Regions from separate parts of the Mus musculus genome. Here region 2 is linked to region 1. The links are chromatin loops, found by intact Hi-C in ENCODE. Cell type or tissue: left cerebral cortex. All regions are shown on one strand.

Evidence for each region. Peaks named below come from ENCODE experiments on the same cell type or tissue, not always from the same donor. Only the 100,000 strongest peaks of a DNase experiment are listed, where the experiment ranks them.
Region 2: it touches region 1 in a loop (4-fold over the local background); 6 of 42 quality-filtered maps call a loop at or near these places.

What each region holds. Positions count from the first base shown.
Region 1 is chr3:146,403,601-146,406,100 of GRCm38, forward strand. It overlaps Ssx2ip (synovial sarcoma, X 2 interacting protein), which reads left to right and starts at 1,042. Exons shown (of 14, transcript NM_001355661.1): 1 at 1,042-1,335. In left cerebral cortex, no CTCF peak of the experiment used is centred here; DNase peaks (open chromatin) are centred at 415, 975, 1,524 and 1,901; H3K4me3 peaks cover 2,211 bases; H3K27ac peaks cover 1,868 bases.
Region 2 is chr3:146,344,389-146,346,888 of GRCm38, forward strand. It overlaps Gm40167 (a long non-coding RNA gene), which reads left to right and starts at 2,046. Exons shown (of 2, transcript XR_867699.1): 1 at 2,046-2,500. In left cerebral cortex, a CTCF peak has its summit at 989; DNase peaks (open chromatin) are centred at 425 and 1,034; H3K4me3 peaks cover 668 bases; H3K27ac peaks cover 1,604 bases.

The DNA of each region.
Region 1 (2,500 bases):
AGCGCCTTTGTAATGATGTATCCTTGCTACCTGTATTTAGCATCCAATCTCCTTCAAATCCATTGTTCATTTCTGCACTCTGATCTTCTACCTAGCACTGTGGGCATGTGTAGTCCTTGTTCCTCTCTGTCTTGTTCTTCTGTGGCAGTGGTGTATTTCTTGTGTTCCTTTTACGATGTTTTGTTCTCACAGGAGCCACTTAACCCCAAACCTCTTTTTTTTTTTCCTCTTGAGTAAACAGCTTGCTAGAACCCCACCACCCTACCCTTTACTAAGGTTTCTCCATTTTCCTTTCCCAGGGGAACTTTAGGTGAAAATAGTAGGGAGAGGCAAGTGGATTTGGCCAATTGCCACTGTCCTACATTTTCTTGGCACTCATGGAGAGGGCCTAGGGAGTTTTTCATCAAGGTCTAGTTCACAAGTACCTTTTCTTAGTTTCCCTTTCCAGCTGTCTCCTCCCTAGGTCCCTTCCTTTGCCTTAGTTTGTTTTATTCACTACTTGAGCTTCTCTCATAACGCCCAGGCTAGCCTCAAGCTGCCAATGACCTTGTACTTCAATTCTGCCGGATCACAGACCCTCACATGCGTTCTGTGCAGTCCTGAGGAATGAACTCGGGGTTTCACGCGCACTACCCTGGCCCTGGTTTTACACGGATTTCTGTGCATTGGCGCATTGATTCCAGAGGCCACTACCTTCCTTCTCCAGGGCCTGACCTAATTCTGGAATGCCCCGGTGTCTCTCCGTTCTGGGGAGCGCACCTGGTTCTCCAGAGAGCATTGGGGTTCAGGGGTGGCCTCAGAGGCCCGGCTCTAAAGCGGCTAGGACCCTCCTCTTGTCCCCGTGGAGAGCTGGGGGCGGGGAGCAGCGGCCGGGTGACCCCGGGTGTAACAGGTGCGGTAGCCGCAGCTGCGCGGGGGAGAGCGGCTTGGCGTCTGCTGGGGGTTGTCGGAGGCTAGTCCTCGCTGGACCAATGCGGGCCGCGGTTGTTCGTCGCCTGGCAACCGGCGGAGCCAATGGGCGGCGCCAGCGCGGGGCGGGGTGGGATGGGCGCCCGCCGAGGAAAGCGGCGAGAGGCGGGCCGGGCGGACCGGGCGGGCTGGAGGCTGCGCGGAGCCGCTGCGTGCCGCCGCGGGTGCGGGCCCGCGGGCTGCGGGAGGCGTGAGCCGCTCCCGGAGCCGTGACGGTGAGCGGCGGGATTGTGACGCGCAGGCGGGGAGGAGGGCACCGGGCTGGACGTGGACGCAGGCACCGGGGCCGACTCTGGGCGGGCTCGTCGCGGCCGTTGCAGCGGTTGGAGAGCGTTGCTGCCCGCCGCCTGCAGCGGAAAGTGCGAGGTAGGTGCTGGGGGGGCCCCGCGCCCTTTCGGGATGCGGCGCGGGCGCGCGCGGGGTCCCTTTGGCCCGACCGCGCGGGCTTGGCGAGTCCTCCGAGGCTGCCGCAGGACTTAGCGAGTGAGGTCTGCCGCTGCTGCAGGGGTAGGTGGCTCATAGTGGTCCAGCCCCACGTTTAGGGGAAGAACTTACATCATCGCAGGGGCAGGCTTGTTTGAGAAATTATTTGGCCCCGGATTTTCCAGTGGTGTAGAGTGCGTAAATGGTGAGCTCTGTCCGGGTCAGCACATATTTCTCCTGGTGCAGATTGCTGGGTTATGCAAGTCACCTGGGCCCAGGAAATAAAACTTGCCCAATAATTCCCCATCAGCACCAGTAGAGGAATCTTTACATTAATACCCACAGTTCAGGCTCCTTAGTCCTGCGTGTCAGATTCATAACCAGCCACGCCGATGCAGTTGTGAGAGCCGGGAGTTTCTTCTAGAATCCAGGCTGGATGAAAGGTGGAGCCCAAGGATGAGAGCCTTCTGGATTTGATATTTGCTTCAATTCAGTTTAGAGTCCAGGCCTGGAGTTAGCTGAAAATAGTGCTACCATGGAGCCCGCAAGGTTCCGGAGGAAAACCTTTCTAGTCCCAAATTTGATCTTGAACGGAAAGGTCTGTATATGACGTGACACATTTACGAGGCTGGATAAAATTCAAAACCGTCGATCCAGCTAGCAAAACTTAAGCCATCCAATCTCCTTACTCCCCAAGAGCCTGTGGGCCCACGAAGCTTAGAGTGTTCATTCAAACTAAACAAGAAAAGCTGTGCTCCCAGTCGACACTTTGTCCTGCCCGGTGTGCACAGAAGTTCCTCGTACAAAGTGGCTCTCTGAGAGGATTAGGAATGGATAGAATTCAAACCGGGGCGTTTTCTTTGGTAACTGTTGGGGCCCCTACAGCCTGTCATTTTACACCCTTCCTTTCCTTCTTGTTCTCCATCTGTACAGGGAAGATAATAGGTCCAGGGATTAAGTAACAGGGCCACAGCAGCTTGGAGATAACTGCTGGGGCCGGGCCACTCCAGGATGAAATGTGAAACTCGATCCATGACACACTTGAGCCTTGTGACAAGACTTGTTAAGTCCACAGCATCCTAGGCTTGCTCAGGCAGGTGTACGCACC
Region 2 (2,500 bases), 59 kb before region 1:
CACTTCCACCTCTTACAGTGTCCTACATCACACAACATCAACAGTTGATTTCCCAGACCCAGAAGGACCCCTGGTCATTAGCAGAGTGGTCTTTGACAATGTTCCTCCCAACAGCGGGGATGGGCAGCCTTCAGGGGATTCGTGCTAGACTCGTCCTAATTAAGTGCCGAATGCTCTGATTCCTTTGCCCGTAGTTTCTTGTCCTCTGGGGTGAGTAATGATGGGACACAAGTGTGTGCAACAGGCAGTCGGGGGTCACAGTACTGGCACGCAATATGGTGGCAGCAGATCACTGGGTGGACAATGCCAGGAATGCAGGACTTGGCGAAAGCAGTTTCCAGGCCTGAGTGGATTAGAACCTAACTGACTTCCAACTGCTTCTCGGGAACGCTTGGGTACAATGCAGTCACTCTTCCAGAATGTGTGCTCTCTCTCTGAGCAGCACAGCCTCCTGCTGGCTCCCTGGGCAATTTTGACTTTTTTCTTACACTTATTGATTTGCAGAGGTGTAAAAGCCAGACAATTGTGGGAGGCAGCCCTCTTCTACCACGAAGGCTCCAGGGCTGTGTATCTGCCTCACCAGTCCCAGCTGAGGAATTTGAACAATGTTATTTAACAACTTAAAAGGTGAAACAACGTAAATACAATAAATCGAAGGAAGGAAAGCTTTAAAAAAAAAAAGCAACTGCAGATGTAAGCAGGAATTTTTAAAGCATAGAAATCTGAAAATGTAAGATTTCAAAATGGTTGCGGGGTTGTTACCATAGCAACGCCAGTCTGAGCCACAGCATGTTTCCAAATGTCTTTCTCTGTGGGGAGATGTTCGAGGGCAGATTTCAAATTTTTTAATTAAGGAAAAGAATAAAGAATCAAGTTTAATGGGTTAAGAGCCATGCTAGAATGCCAATAACCCTCCCTCCAAGGCCTGAGAAGTCTGGTGAGGAGCGCTTTCTGGGACATGACAATTTCCCAGAACCGCAGCGTGGGGTCGCTGTGGTTCCACCGCTGCCTACGCCTCCGTCTGGCGCCTCAGAGAAAGGGCTTCCCTGCTCCTCCTTTGAGCCGCCCTAACAGTCCTGTCTTTAAACCGCATTTATGACTATTCTGTGCCGAGACTGTGAAAACCTCTTGGGACAGAGTCACAGTGAACAGCAGCCGGTGACGTTCACAGTCTAGAAAGAGAGATAAGTAAATAAATAGAAACATTAAGCTTGTGGTTAGATGTGGATGAAAAGGGAAGGGTGCCATTAGTGATGGAGTCTGCGTTTATACAAGGTGCGGGAAGATCTTCATTATGAATTATTAGGCTGAGACCCGCGGCTGAGCCTAAGGGGTGGAGGGATTGAGCACCAGGCAGAAAAGAAGGCTGTGCGTGTCAGGGCTCATGGAGAAAAAGAAACCTTAGGCTCTGGTCAGATCTCTTTATTTTTAGCTAGAGAGAAGCATGGGATGAGGGGTGGGGCTATTCAATTTGCACAGTTTGTGCTTCACACTACAGAACTGTTCCCCATTTCCTTTGTGAATTGTTTATTATTTGTGGCTTTTGGTGTGTGTAAACATTTTGAAAAGCCTACTTAGTATTATAACAATTTAATACTTTTTATATGGCTGCTGTCACAACACAGATTTAGGCCATGGAGTCTAGCAGCACAGCCACTGCGGGTGAAACAATTTAAAAGTTCGAGGGAAGCAAAGCATTTGGTGTTATGAGAGCAGAGATTTGGGGAGTAGCCTTCTTTGTGGCATTTCCAATTTCTGTTGTCATTACTCTTACATGGCTGCTGCACCAGCAGTCTCTCAGATCCGGAGGCAGGGTAGCCTCACCCGTCTTAATAACATTGATTGGCACAGCAACACAGGAGAGTGTTGGATAAGTGAAAAGGGAATGGGAGAAGGAGGGGGGATGGCTGGCAGGTGGGTGGGGGTAGGGCTAGTTTGATGGATGGATGCTTAGATGGATGGAGGGAGGGAGGGATTATTGAATGGATAAATGGATGGATGGATGGATGGACGGATGGATGGATGGTTGTTTGCATAGAGGGAGGGATGGGTTGGGATGATGGAATGAGGGAATGGTTGAATGGATGGATTGGAGGGAGGGAGGGATGGCTGGCTGAAGTGACAGGCAGAGAAGGTAAGGAGTGTGAAAGTGCCAACTATGTGGCACAGAACACTGGTGACAGATCTTCATCATTCTTCCTTGTACATGTCAAATACTGACGAAGTACCTGCTGTGTGTGAGTCACAGTCACAGTCACAGACAGGGGCGTACAACAGTGAGTAAAACCGTATTGCCCTCATGATGTTTACTGTCAGTGATGGAAACAGATACGAACTGCAACTGATCCCAATTTTAGGAAGTATTATGTATATAAAATGAGGTGTGGATTTAGTGTCGTCAGGGTCGAGAGAGTGTAAGTACTGCAGGTTGGATGAAAAGGTGTCCTGGATGTTGGTGTAAGAATGAAAGGACAAAGGACAAACTTGATCCTGATTCGAT